Linked DNA regions of Homo sapiens: region 2 is linked to region 1. Evidence: chromatin contacts called from ENCODE Hi-C or POLR2A ChIA-PET data. All regions are on one chromosome and are shown on one strand. Each heading gives the region's core, a stretch centred on a gene start or an enhancer-like site at or near the end of the contact. The rest is flanking DNA. Distances are from core to core; before and after follow the strand shown. Region 1 holds the start of SMYD4 (SET and MYND domain containing 4). Region 2 overlaps YWHAE (tyrosine 3-monooxygenase/tryptophan 5-monooxygenase activation protein epsilon).

What was found. A loop is a pair of places that touch in the nucleus more often than their neighbours do. ChIA-PET counts read pairs that join two places held with the same protein, here RNA polymerase II (POLR2A). Pooled maps may share reads with other maps.
Region 2: a pooled map shows a loop between it and region 1 (2.7-fold over the local background). The contact joins the enhancer-like site here to the promoter of SMYD4 in region 1. A Hi-C loop is called at or near these places in 1 of 37 single-sample maps with no recorded cell type and 3 of 50 pooled maps. POLR2A ChIA-PET finds 5 or more read pairs at or near these places in 3 of 52 experiments (B cell and activated naive CD4-positive, alpha-beta T cell).

What each region holds. Positions count from the first base shown.
Region 1 is chr17:1,828,155-1,835,555 of GRCh38, forward strand. It overlaps SMYD4 (SET and MYND domain containing 4), which reads right to left and starts at 1,748. Exons shown (of 11, transcript NM_052928.3): 1 at 1,572-1,748. It overlaps RPA1 (replication protein A1), which reads left to right and starts at 1,851. Exons shown (of 17, transcript NM_002945.5): 1 at 1,851-1,972. The coding sequence starts at 1,940. RefSeq lists a silencer at 1,600-2,119 and an enhancer at 2,747-3,247.
Region 2 is chr17:1,359,366-1,366,766 of GRCh38, forward strand. It overlaps YWHAE (tyrosine 3-monooxygenase/tryptophan 5-monooxygenase activation protein epsilon), which reads right to left. Exons shown (of 6, transcript NM_006761.5): 2 at 5,494-5,693; 3 at 2,537-2,643; 4 at 1,727-1,933. Among named protein-coding and RNA genes, the nearest start is that of YWHAE, 37 kb to the right of the region's middle. Within about 2 kb of position 3,791, at least 11 of the 41 ENCODE cell types and tissues checked have a DNase peak (open chromatin) inside an H3K27ac peak, as active enhancers do; they include B cell, where a contact is called at or near this core.

The DNA of each region.
Region 1 (7,401 bases), core at 498-2,997:
CCTGGCTAACACAGTGAAACCCCGTCTCTACTAAAACTACAAAAAAATTAGCCAGGTGTGGTGGCGCACACTTGTAGTCCCAGCTACTCGGGAGGCTGAGGCAAGAGAACTGCGTGAACTGGGGAGGCGGAGGTTGCAGTGAGCTGAGATCACGCCATTGCACTCCAGCCTGGGTGACAGAGCAAGACTCTGTCTCGGAAAAAAAAAAAAAAGGAAAATCAAGATTTCATTCAAGGAAGCCTGAAACAATAAAATCAATTCTTGTGGTCTTTTCCTCTAGTTTATATGCTAAGGAAGGATCTATATTTTCTCACAGCAATTCACTCAACATCCTTCCATTCAGAAATATTTACTGAAAGACTACTTTGTCACAGGCACCATGCAGGTGATGGTTATACAAAGACGAAGCAGACTAGATAGCTACCATCTGTGCTCTTAGATCCTCTTTTTTTTTTTTTTGTGAGGCAGAGTCTTGCTCTGTCACCCAGGCTGGAGTGCAGTGGCACCATCTCGGCTCACTGCACCCTCCGCCTCCCAGGTTCAAGCAATTCTCCTGCCTCAGCCTCCGAGTAGCTGGGATTACAGATGCGCGCAACTACGCCCGGCTAATTTTTGTATTTTTAGTAGAGACGGGGTTTCACCATGTTGGCCAGGCTGGTCTCGAACTCCTGACCTCAGATGATCCGCCAGCCTTGGCCTCCCAAAGCGCTGGGATTACAGGCGTGAGCCACCGCGCCCGGCCTGATCCCTCTCTAGTTTCTCTGAGACACATCCCAGATTTTTCTTTCTCACCCACCCCAGCAACTATTCATTTAACAAGGTATTTCCCTCTCTTACATAGTTCAGCGTTCTGATTAAGTCCTCACCATCTCGTCTGGCATTCTTCCTAGAGTGTTATAATTAATGTCCATGCCATTGGCACCACTCCCCACTTTCAATCCAGCCTCCAACACTGAGACAGAAGTCAGTGCTCTGCCCTTAAATTCATCAACGCTACTCCAAGCATACCAGGAAGCCCAGGACAAAACCATCCTTACTTGACCCTTGTCTGACTTTCTAATTCTCAGGTGTCACTTACTCCTCTGCATGCACCCTTGCATACTGAACAACTCATTGCTATCCCCGGCTTGCCAGGCTATTTCAACTCTCCAATGTTTTGGCATAGGCTACTCATGCTTTCCGGACCAACCCTACCCTGGCTTATGGAGTCCACCTGGAAAATTCCCACACGTTCTTCGACTCGGCTCAAATGGCACCTCCTCCGGGACGGCGTCCCTGATTTCCCAGCTGTGATTCCAACACCCTTGGGGCCTGTACCACGTCTACCTGGAGGTGGGGTTACTGACGGCATAAAGTGCCCCCACACACTGTCCTCTTCTCTAAGGACGGGGGCCGGGTCTGATTCCCTTTCGGAGACCCCCCACCCCCACCCCCCACCGCCACGGTGCCAAGCTCAGGGCTTGGAGGCGGGAAGTCAGCCCCGCGTTGCTGGACGAATCGGGTCACTACTGCGACTCTATTTAGCAGCGGAGGTCTCAAGGAACAGCTTTAACCTCCTCTGGGATACCAACCCGTGCACTCGCCAGAGACCGAGGCGAGAACGCCTCGAGAACCGCTCAGACGCGCCCGGAACTGCGCCCTGGTCTCCCTCCCAGCGCCCGCGCAGCTCCTGGCGCGCCCCTTGGCGCCCCGCTCCGCCCCGCACCGCGTCCGGCGTCCCGCGCCAGGCCTCGCTTGGGACCATGGGTGGGTCACGTGGGCCGCGCCTCGGCCAATGCGGCGGCTGCGTAGCGCCCGGGCCCGCCCCTGAGCCGCGCGCACGTCGGGGGCGGGAGCGGTGCGCGCAACTTCTCGGGCCAATAACTGCGCAGCGCGCGGGACCCGGGTGGGGAAGCTGGAGCTGTTGCGGGGTCCGCGGGGAAGTCTTGGCGGTGGAGCCATGGTCGGCCAACTGAGCGAGGGGGCCATTGCGGTGAGGAGGTGCCGGGGGCTGGGCCGGCGGTCCGGGGTGGCTGCGGCCCCGAGCCTCGCGGAGTAGAGAGGGGGAGGGGAGCCCGGGGCGACGGGGGATGAACGCGAGGGGAGGAGATGGCGGGGGGCGGTGGGGACCCGCCGGGCGTCCCTCTAGTGTCATCGCCCCCTCCTCAAAGCATTCTTTCGATCGTCTTTAAAACATGCTCACATTTTTCCTACGTAAGAACAAACTAAATAAACGCTTGCCTTTCTCTGCATCTTCCACCTGCGGACACTTTCTGTCTCTTCTCCTTTCCCCACCCACAGCCAAACTTCTTGTCTGGTTTCAGCCACTTCCTTTCCTCGCCTTTCATCAACTCTTTAACCCACTCCAGTCATCCCTTTGATCGCTGTAGAAAACCCTGGCTGAAGGTACCAGTGGCCTCCAAGTTGCTAAATCCAGCCCTTTTCCGTTTTCAGCTTACCTGAGTTCTCAGCAGCGTTTGCGTTTAAGCCCTGCTTGCTTCAGGTCACACCCTCTTCCTTGGTTTTTAGTGGCTCAGCTTGGCAGGTCTATCCCCGTCTTATTTGTAAGTCCCTCTTTGTAAATTTTTGTTGAATCAAGGCTCCCTCTAGGCCCTCTTGACTCCCGAGGCAATTTCTTTTTTTTTCTCCAGCCTGGGCGACACTCACTGTCGCCCAGGCTGGAGTGCAGAGGCGCGATCTCGGCTCACTGCAACCTCCGTCTCCCGGGTGCAAGTGAGTCTCCTGTCTCAGCCTCCCGAGTAGCTGGGACTACATGTGTGCGCCACCACACTCGGCTACTTTTTGTGTTTTTATTAGAGACTGGGTTTCATCATGTTGGCCAGGCTGATCTCGAACACCAGACCTCAAGTTATCCGCCCGCCTCGGCCTCCCAAAATGCTGGAATTACAGGCATGAACCACCGCGCCTGGCCCCAAGGCAATTCCATTGCCATCTATTAATATATGTCAGTTGCTCACAAATTTCTTTGTACAGAGCCACCTTTACTCTAAAAGACAAACTTCCGTCATCTGTCTGCTTATTCCATGCTTCAGAGGGTTTTAAGTTCAGTATACGTATCCCAAAGCAAATTCTTTATCTTTCTAAGTCTGGGCCTCTTGATCCCTATCTCCACGGATGGCACCATTATCTATTCAGTTCAGTGCTAACCAGAAATTGAGAAATCATTCCTCCTATATTGTCCATTACCTGGGCATCCAGTCCCTCACGAAGTGAAGTGTATTTTGCCTCTGCGTAGATCTATCAAGCCCACTGGCTTCTCTCCATCCATACTGGCACCGTCTTTTTTTTTGCCTGAGCTGCTGACTTCCACTCAGCATACGTTCCTGCCACCATTCCCATCCACAGCATACTCTCAGCCTACCTCTCCAGTCACCCCCACATTTTTTTTTAAATTTAGATTTCTGGTATATTCCATACTCCTACCTTCTTCCATGGGGCCTTTGAACTTTTTTTTTTTTTTTTGAGCTGGAATCTTGCTCTGTTGCCCAGGCTGGAGGGCAGTGGCGCGATCTCGGCTCACTGCAAGCTCTGCCTCCTGGGTTCACGCCATTCTCCTGTCTCAGCCTCCCGAATAGCTGGGACTACAGGTACCCGCCACCACGCCCGGCTAATTTTTTGTATTTTTTAGTAGAGACGGGGTTTCACCGTGTTAGCCAGGATGGTCTCGATCTCCTGACCTTGTGATTCGCCCGCCTCGGCCTCCCAAAGTGTTGGGGTTACAGGCGTGAGCCACTGTGCCCGGCCTTTTTTTTTTTTTTTTTTTTTTTTTTGAGGCAGAGTCTCACTCTTTCTCCCCATACCCCCCCACTACCGCCCCAGGCTGGAGTGCGGTGGCGCAATCTCGGCTCACTGCAACCTCTGCCTTCTGGGTTCAGGCAGTTCTCGTGCCTCTGCCTCCAGAGTAGCTGGGATTACAGGCATGTACCACCACACCTGCGTAATTTTTTGTATTTTTAGTAGACACGGGGGTTTCACCATGTTGCCCAGGCTGGTCTTGAACTCCCAACCTTAGGTGATCCACCCTCCTCGGCCTCCCAAAGTGCTGGGATTACAGAAGTGAGCCACCGCACCCGGCCCTGAACATTTTTTTCCCTCTGCCCACTGCCTGGGTGGTTCTTCACTCTTCCCCACACTGGCAAACACTATCTTCGTATCTCAGCTCATTTGTGACTTCCCTTACTAGGCTAAATCCCTTTGAGACCCCAATTCCTGTTCATTCACTTATTGAATTATTTATTTTTTTTCTTTTTGAGATGGAGTCTTGCTCTGTTGCCCAGGCTGGAGTGCAGTGGCACGATCTTGACTCACTGCAACCTCCGCCTCCTGGGTTCAAGCAATTCTCCTCCCTCAGCCTCCCAGGTAGCTGAGAATACAGGAGACTGCCATGATGCCCGGCTAATTTTTGTATTTTTAGTAGAGATGGGGTTTCACCATGTTGGCCAGGCTGGTCTCGAACTCCTGACCTCAAGCAATCCACCTGCTTCGGCCTCCCAGAGTGCTGGGATTACAGGCGTGAGCCACCGCGCACGACCCCATTCACTTATTAGATGCATGACTTGAGGCAAGATACTAAACTGTTTCTTTTCTGTAAAATGAGAGCAATGATATCTATTGCATAAGGTAAGTAGGAGGATGGAGTGAGTTATTAAATTTAAAGTGCTTAGCACACTGATACATAGTAAATGCTCAGTGTTTATGTTACCTATTAATAATTGCAGTTTTATGTTTGTTGATTTATCAGTTTCTTTTTAAAATTTTAAAATTATTGTGTTTGTTTGTTTGTTTGTTTTGAGACAGAGTCTTGCTCTGTTGCCCATGCTGGAGTGCAGTGGCACATTCTCGGCTCACTGCAACCTCTGCCTCCCGGGTTCAAGCGATTCTCCTGTCTTAGCCTCCCTAGAAGCTGGGATTACAGGTGCCCACCACCACACCCTGCTAATTTTTGTATTTTTAGTAGAGACAGGGTTTCGCCATGTAGGCCAGGCTGGTCTTGAACTCCTGGCCTCGAGATCCACCCACCTTGGCCTCCCAGTATGCTGGGATCACAGGCTTGAGCCACTGTGCCTGGCCTAATACTTTGTGTAAATTCCATGAGGCCTGCAATCATGTCTGGGTTATTTTACTCTGCATTGTATCCCCAATACCTGGAGAAGTGCTGGCAAGTTTTAGGTGCTGAATAAATGCTTGCTAGTTGCATGAATGAATGAGGCAGTGGGAAGAAAGGGACAGGTGAATGGGGAAGAAAGGCAGCTTGGGGGAAAAACAGGAACAGGAAGAACTATTGTTGGACTCAAGTGAATATTTAAATAAATTAGGAATGTGTGAATGCTGAAACCGGGGAAGTGATTTTAAATTGTAGCTTTCATTTACTTTATAGCTGCTACCTTGTGTCTTTAAGACAAATTAAGAATGTTTCTAGGCCAGGCGCAGTGGCTCACGCCTGTAATCCCAGCATTTTGGGAAGCCAAGGCAGGCAGATCACCTGAGATTGGGAGTTTGAGACCAGCTTGGCCAACATGGAGAAACTCTGTCTCTATTAGAAATACAAAATTAGCCAGGTGTGGGGGCGCATGCCTGGAATCCCAGCTACTTGGGAGGCTGAGGCAGGAGAATCTCTTGAACCCGGGAGATAGAGGTTCCGGTAAGCCAAGATCGCACCATTGCACTCCAGCAACAAGAGCAAAACTCCATCTCAAAAGAAAAAAAGAAAAGAATGGTTCTTCACTTTTAAAAAGACTGATCATGGGCCAGGCGCAGTGGCTCATGCCTGTAATCTAAGCACTTTAGGAGGCCAAGGCAGGTGGATCACTTGAGGTCAGGAGTTCGAGATCAGCCTGGCCAACATGGGGAAACCCTGGTCTACTAAAAATACAAAATTAGCTGGGTGTGTTGGCGTGTGCCTGTAATCCCTGCTGCTTGAGAGCCTGAGGCAGGATAATTGCTTGAACCCGTGAGGCAGAGGTTGCAGTGAGCCGAGATTGCACCAGTGCATTCCAGACTGGGCGACAGAGTGAGACTGTCTCAAAAAAAAATAAAGAATGATCATGGAGATATTTAAATAATTTGATAAGTTTTTTTATTTTTTAGAGATGGGGTCTCACTCTGTTGCCCATGCTAGTCTCAAACTCCTGGGCTTAAGCGATCCTCTCGCCTCAGCTTCCCAAAGTGCTGTGATTATAGATGTGAGCCACTGCACCTGGCCATGTTTTTATATTCAAAATTTTATAAACCTATTTCCAGCGTAGGTGAAGTATTTTGTTCATAAATGAAGAATGAAAGTTTCACATGTGTTTGTGGTGATGGAATGAGTTGGAGAACCTTTGCTGACTTTCATTATCAGCTAAAGCAGGTATCATTTTCGTTCAAAAGACACAGGCCACAAAGGGTACGCAAATACCACACACATGTGAAGGCGTTTGGGCAAGAGTCACATGATAAAATAAGAGATGATGCATAGAACTCTTGTGGTCAACAGAATACATAGCATTTGTATCTTAATTATATAACGAAAGGGGAAGGGAACTAATGTTTTTGACTATTTCTAATGTGACAGATGCTTTAGTAGTCAGTACTTAAGTAACCCTAGAAGATAGCTATTATACTCCCATTTTACAGAGGAAGGAAGTACAGAGAGGTTGAATAATGTGTCCATGGGGTGAAGATTTGAACACATGTGCCCTTGAGTATTACATTTGTTGCTTTATATACTTACTAGGGATTTTTTTTTTAAAGGGTCTCACTCTGTTGCCCAGGCTGGGGTGCAGAAGCACAATCTCAGCTCACTGCAACCTTCACCTCCCAGGTTCAAGTGATTCTTTTGCCTCTGTCTCTCGATTACAGACGTGCGCCACCACGCCCAGCTAATTTTTGTATTTTTAGTAGAGATGAGGTTTCGTCATGTTGTCCAGGCTGGTCTTGAACCCCTGGCCTCAAGTGATCTGCCGCCTCGGCTTCCCCAAGTCCTGGGATTACAGACTTGAGCCATTGCACCTGGCCGTAATTTTTTTTAAATGACAGAGTCTTGTTCTTTGTCTCTCAGGCTGGAGTGCAGTGGCATGATCATAGCTCACTGCAACCTCCAACTCCTGGGCTCAAGTGATCCTTCCACCTCAACCTCTCCAGTAGCTGGGAGTACAGGTGCATGCCACCATGCCCAGCTAATTTTTTTTTTTTTTAATTTTGTGTAGAGATGGGGTTTCGCCATCTTGCCTAAGCTGGTCTCTAACTCTTGGTCTCCAAACAGTTCTCCTGCCTTGCCTCCCAAGTCTTTGGGATTATAGGCATGAGCCACTGTGCCTGGCCTTGTCCCTTAAAATGAGTTACATTTGTAAACAGCTGATTTCTTTGGAGCATCGTCCCCATATACTTTTCTTTCATAAGTGATCTCATCCTTCTTCCACC
Region 2 (7,401 bases), core at 2,541-5,040, 470 kb before region 1:
ATACAAGGACTCAAGCAAATACTTAGTGCACCCATTTTCATAGCAGCATTGTACTCACCATAGGGAAAAGGTGGAAACCCACTGACCACCAAAAGTTTAATGACTAAACAATGTGTGCAAAATACATAAAATGAATTGTGTAAATTCAGTCACTAAAAGGACTGAAGCTCTGATCCATGCTTTTACATGGATAAAAACATTACGCTAGATGAAATAAAGACAGCCACAAAAGGACAAATATTATATGATCCCACTTACATGAGGTATCTAGAATGGGCCAAATTCATAGTGACAACGTAAAATAAAAGTTACTAGCAGCTAGGGAGAGGGGAAATGAAGTTATTGATTGTTTAATGGCTATAATTCGCTTTGTGTGGGGTGAAGAGAAAGTTTTCAAATAGTGGTGATTACACAACACTGTCAATGTATTCGGTGCCACTAAATTGTTGTGTGTGTGTGTGTGTGTGTGTGTGTGTGTGTGTGTGTGTGTAAAAGTCTCGCTTTGTCGCCCAGGCGAGAGGGAGAGGGAGACGGGGAGAGAGAGGGAGACGGGGAGGGGGAGGGGGGGAGGAGGGGGAGGGGGGGAGAGAGGGGGAGAGAGAGAGAGAGAGATTTGAAAAAAAGTCTCACTGTGTCACCCAGGCTACAGTGTACTGGTGCAATCGAGGCTCACCGCAACCTCTGCCTCCTGGGTTCAAACAATTCTCCTGTCTCAGCCTCCCGAGTAACTGGGATTGCAGGCATGCACCACCACACCCGGCTAATTTTGTATTTTTAATAGAGACAGAGTTTCACCATGTTGGTCAGGTTGGTATCGAACTCCTGATCTCAGGTGACCCACCCACCTCAGCCTCCCAAAGTGCTGGGATTACAGGCGTGAGCCACTGCACCCAGGCTATCACAACTTTTTAAAAGTAAAAAGTTATGTACGTATAAATATTCCTTACATATTTATCTACATTATCAAAAACTGGGAACAAGCTGAAGTATAAATGGGGGAACAGTTTAACACACATTAGTAAGACTGAAACTTGTTTATGCTAAAACAGAAAATATAAAATTATGTTTGCTACGAGAGTAACTATTAAAAACATGCCCATAGAAACAGAACACTGGCTGGGTGTGGTGACTCATGCTTGTAATCTCAGCACTTTGGGAGGCGAAGGCGGGCGGATCACTTGAGGTCAGGAGTTCCAGACCAGCCTAGCCAAAATGGTGAAAACACCGTCTCTACTAAAAATACAAAAAAAATTAGTTGGGCATGGTGGCAGGCCCCTGTAACTCCAGTTACTCAGGAGGCTGAGACAGGAGAATCACTTGAACCCAGGAGGTGAAGGCTGCAGTGATCTGAGATGGCGCCACTGCACTCTAGCCTGGGAGACAGAGTGAGACATGGTCTCAAATTTAAAAAAAGACTGAAAACTAATATAACAAAAATTAAAATAATTCTAATTCCTCTCATTTCCTTCCTCTACTCATTTTAACATGTTAGATTTCAATCTACCAGCAACAAAAATATCCCACATCAAAATAATTATGCTGACTGCTATGCTAGTGGGTTGAGACAGGTCTGTTTTAATACTATCCAAAGTAGTTTCAGTAAGAGCCAAAAGAATTACTATGCAGCCAAGTCTACAAAGACAGGCCCAAGAAACAACACGGAAAACCCAAACAGCGCCCCCCTTAACTTTCACGCTGAGCGCTGCTGTTCTTCCCCACAACTTACCTGCAGGCACGGTCAGGGGAATTAAGAATTTCGTAGTAGAATACGGAAAAATTGAGAGCAAGACCTAAGCGAATAGGATGCGTTGGTGGAAGTTCTGTCATTGCAATATCACTAGCAGCTTTATAAGCCACTAGGCTGTTCTCCGCAGCCTCCTTCCTGTCGTTTCCTGTGGCAAATTCTGCCAGATACCTGTGGTAGTCCCCTTTCCTAAAACAAAACCAAAATTAAAAAAAAAAAAAAAATTTAAACTAGGAACGATTTTTAAAGGAAAATAAGCTAAAATTGTTCTATATTATATAAAATGTGACAAAAATATATGTAACAATTAGGTGTACTTCAATAATTTTAAACACTCTCAGGAATAACTGGCTTCGTTTCATTTTTTTCCTTAGACATTTCATATTACTAAATATAAGCAAAAATCCCAGGAAATTAACTGAGGAGCCTCTAAAAATTAATAAAATTATCACCTGATAGACCAGAATTAAACAAGCAAGTGGTTCCAAGGAATGGCATGACAGTTTATTAATCATAAAATAAAATGTCTATATATAACACTAAGCACTGTGAAATGTATGCCGTTTGGGGGAGGGGAATGGGATAGGTCTCACAAAAACAAAAGAATATAAATAAGCAAAAGCTAATACATTTTCATAATAGCCCAACCACCTTTTCATTACAATATTAACTATCCTTCTAACATTGAACAATTATTCTTAAATAAAAGTTGAAAACCTACATAGAACAAAGTTATGGTTCTAAAAGGACCAACTTTCAATCTTACATTTTCCCTTCTAGTATAGAACCTACATTTTATAATAGAAAACCTTGGACTCGCCAGTGTTAGCTGCTGGAATGAGGTGTTTGTCCAGTACATCCAGAATGTCACAACAGATTAACTTTAGCTCAGTCTCAACCTAAAAAAAAAAAAATTTTTTTTAAATCAGATTAAGTCTAGAAATTCTACAAATTATTACATATTCTATCTCTGGTTTTGAGGTAGAGAGCTTAGTATTAAAAAGAATTTGTATCCCTCTCCAAACTCCCTTCTTCCTTCTTGACACAAAAGCAGAGAAAAGCTGCCTCTAGGTTATAAAAAGTATCTTTTCCCTTCTGCATGCTGCCTATTGTTACACACACACATGCAGGCACGCACACACGCCAGCCCCCACACCCCCTTCACAGTACCACAGTACAGCTACAGAATTACCAATGACTAAAACTGAACACTGATGCTTCTTGGTAAATGCTGGTCAATTACATGAATTACCTTCTTTCACAAGGTAGCAACGTAAAGACATTGCTCTAAGATCAACAATTAAATAAGAATTTAATAAGCAGAGCTAGGATTTGAACCCAGGCAGGCTGCAAGGGACAGAATCAAAATTTAAACCCAGGCAGTTTGCCTTCAGCACTCACATCCTTAACAACATTCACCAGGCAATTCCTTTAGTGGCAGAGATCCGTAACTATTAAAACACCGAAAACCTATCTACCAAAGTAGCTACTGCCACCCATCTCTATCCACTGATCATGCTGAACACGCACACCACCTCTCAACGCACATCCTCAGCTTGCTTCCTGTTTGCTATTAACTCATGCAGCACTACTGCTGAACCTTTCATGAGGGTCCTCTCCGTGCCCCTGGAACCTCCGTTTCACTGCAGAAAATTCTCTCTTTTTCTTCTATAATCACATCCTTATCCCAAGCAAAACTACTTTCTGAATAAACGACATCCCTGACAGCTTTTCCAATAGAGACTGGTCTAGGAGAAGGAAGACTTCTAAGTTCTCCTAGCTCCTTGCATACTCAATGACTGCTCTATTACTCCAAACTCTTCCTCCTCACAAGCTGATGATCTACATTCTATTTCTCAGTTTTTGTCATCAATAGATCTCTACACCCTTCTCCCAGATTCACTGAGTATCTACAGCAAACCCACCCAATACCTGAGATCACACCAAGGTATGGTGCAGCCATGTTCCATTCAACAGAGTTCTTTGCTCTCTACTCCTAGACTTTCACTTGTCCACACCCATGACCATGCTGCTCCATACTAGAAGTCTGAATTGCAACACTCCACTCTTGGCCCGTGGCTTCCTTTTTCAGTTCCTCTTCTCTTATTATTTCTATTTAGGGACTCATCAGGACATCTGGACTCTTTATTTTTTACTTTTTCTTTCTTTGATTCAGAGTTTCCCTCTTGTTGCCAAGGCTGGATGGAGTGCAGTGGCTCGACGTTGGCTCATTGCAACCTCCACCTCCTGGGTTCAAGCGATTCTCCTGTCTCAGCCTCCCGAGTAGCTGGGATTACAGGTGCCCGCCACCATGCCTGGCTAATTTTTGTATTTTTAGTGGAGACGGGGTTTCACCATGTCGGTCAGGCTGCTCTCGAACTCCTCACCTCAGGTACCTGCCCGCCTTGGCCTCCCAAAGTGCTGGGATTACAGGCATGAGCCACCACGGAAGGCCCCAGCTCACAACTTTCTATGTGACCTCAGGTATGTCAAACACCCAAAACCCTGGTTTGTGCATTCATAGTTGGGATAATACCTCCCCCTTCCAGTGCCATTTTAAAGATTTCATGTACTACCTTGCACAAATACATGTAACAAAAATATTTCTCTACTCAGGACAGTGCCCAGTACAGCTGGCGAGTCAGTAACTGTGGTTCCCCCACCCTTCCCTCCCCCAACCAACCTCACTTTCCACCTGCCCTGTAATTCTCTTCCCTGTTCTTTCCTGTATTTACGTGCCTGTCTCTTCTACTAGAATCGGTTACTCAACAGCAGCACTCCCGACAGTTTGTTGTGGGGCCCGTGCTGTGCCCAGTAGAATGGTTAGCAGCACCCCAGTCCCCACCCCACTAGATGCTAGGAACACCCTCCAGAAGTTGTGACAATCAAAAGTATTTCTAGACATTGTTAAACGTTCTCTGAAGTACAAAAGCACCTCTAATTGAAAACTGCTGCATTACAGTGATGGCTGTCCAACTTTTTTTTAACAAGACCTACAATAAGAAACATTTTATATATGTATATACACCCACAGTAAGTAAAATAACTTCATTAAATAATCCTCAGGGAAAAAAAAAGAGGAATCAGACAAATTAACCCAATATATTGGTTTTTGGGTGCTTTTTTTTTTTTTTAGATGGAGTCTCGCGCTCTGTCACCCAGGCTGGAGTGCAGCAGTGCGATCTCGGCTCACCGCAAGCTCCGCCTCCCGGATTCACACCATTCTCCTGCCTCAGCCTCCCGAGTAGCTGGGACCACAGGCTCCCGCCACCACGCCCAGCTAATGTTTTGTATTTTTAGTAGAGACGGGGTTTCACCATGTTAGCCAGGATGGTCTCGATCTCCTGACCTCGTGATCCGCCCACCTCAGCCTCCCAAAGTGCTGGGATTACAGGCCTGAGCCACCGCGCCTGGCCAACCCACCATATTTTTTTAAAAAACAGTCATCATTTTGCTTGAAAATACAATAGTTCCCCCTTATCCAAGAGGGATCCATTGAGACCTGCCAGTGGATGTGATGAAACCATGGAAAATACCAAACCTGATACAGACTATGTTTTGTCCTCATGCATAGCCACGGGTAAGTTTAACTTATAAACCAGGCACAAAGATCAATATCAGAAACATTATAACATACTGTAATACAAGTTATATGAATGTAGTCTCCTTTTCTCTCAAAATCTTAAGTGTACCGTCCTACAGGTAACTCAAACTGTGGATAAGGGGGGATGATGGCACAACAATCTCACCATTTGCCGATATTCCCGAATCATTTTTAGCTTGTCTTCTCCTCCCTTGTTTTCTTCTTTCTGTTCAATGCTGCTGATTATTCTCCAGGAGGCTCTTCTAGCTCCAATCACATTCTTATATGCAACAGATAGGAGGTTTCTTTCTTCAACTGTCAGCTCCACATCCATCCCTGCTACTTTCTTCATTGACTCCACCATTTCTGTATGGGAAAAGGAAAAGTCAGACCTTACAAATTTGAAGTTTTCTTAACATATTCCTTTCAAAGTAGTTTTTTTCTGTCAAGCTACTGCGAAAAAAACATTTTAACAAAAATAATTTCATAATCATCAAAACTAATATGAGTAAAAAGCCAAAAACATGTAAAGGAAACCAAACTAAGAGCCAATACAAAGACTCCAGAAGGTAGTTAGGTGGAGTGAGAAAGACTTCATATACTATCTAATATAATTTAGTGTGGTCTGAAAGCACCTCTCATTAAATAAGGTAATTAGGCACACCTAACTATTTTCCAGCAAAAAAAAATGAGCTGTCAGTTTAAGAGAAAGATTAAGAATTTACAGGTTCTAAAATGTATTGTCTCACAAATAAATAGTATTTCCAAAAATACAAAAGGAAGGGGAATTTGTTCATACAGCAAAAATATACGGAGTATATGGTTGGCCACCAACAGACTTTGGATGTTTTCTATCCTTCCTCGTATGAAGCTCCTTCATTGGTAAAACTTCTGATGATTCCTACTTGTTACCACTAGGTGGCGAGCAAAGAAAGGGGCCCAGAAAAGCCTTGGCATCTACCGCAAGCATAGGGAAACACAACGGCGTGTGAATGCAAAGCGCCACAAACAGCACAAGAAATAGTAACTGAATAAATACATTAATAAAAACTTATTTTTGATGCCATATTACCATGTGGCTCTCCAACATTACCCACGTTTCAATCTTTGGTGATGAGACTCAAGAATCTGCATTTTAGGGCCAGGAGTAAGTGGCTCATACCCCTAGCACTTTGAGAGCTGAGGCAGGAGAATCACTCGAGCTCAGGAGTTCGAGACCCTGTCTCTAAAAAATAAAAACAGAGGCTGGGCACAGTGGCTCATGCCTGTAAATCCCAGCACTTTGGCAGGCCGAGGTGGCACATCACCAGGTCAAGAGATAAAGACTATCCTGGCCAACATGGTGAAACACTGTCTCTACTAAAAATACAAAAATTAGCTGGGCGTGGTGATGCACGCCTGTAGTCCCAGGTACTCTAGAGACTGAGACAGGAGAATCGCTTGAACCCAGAAGGTGGAGATTGCAGTGAGCCAAGATCATGCCGCTGCACTCCAGCCCAGCAACAGAGACTCCACCTCAAAAAAAAAAAAATAGAATAAATAAAATAAAAATAAAAATAAAAATAGGCTGGATGTAGTGGCTCATGCATATAATCCCAGAACTGTGGGAGGCCAAGGTGGGCAGATCATTTGAGGTCACGAATTCAAGGCCAGCCTGGCCAACGTGGTGAAACGGTCTCTACTAAAAATACAAAAATTAGCTGCGTTTGGTGGTGCGCGCCTGTAATTACAGCTACTTGGGAAGCTGAGGCAGCAGAATTGCTTGAACCCAGGAGGCAGAGATTGCAACTGAGATCGCCCCACTGTATGCCACCTGGGGCAACAGAGCAGACTCCATCTCAAAAAAAACCAAAAGAAAGAATCTGCATTTAAATAAGCATCCTTAGCTTTCATTAACACCCTAAGCATAAGCATACCTTAACTAATAGGTATGAAAGAGATGGTGACTTCATAAAACACTACTAAATTGGACGGGCACGGTGGATCACACCTGTAATCTCAGCACTTTGGGAGGCCAAGGTGGGTGGATCGCCTGAGGTCAGGAGTTCGAGACCAGCCTGGCCAACATGGTGAA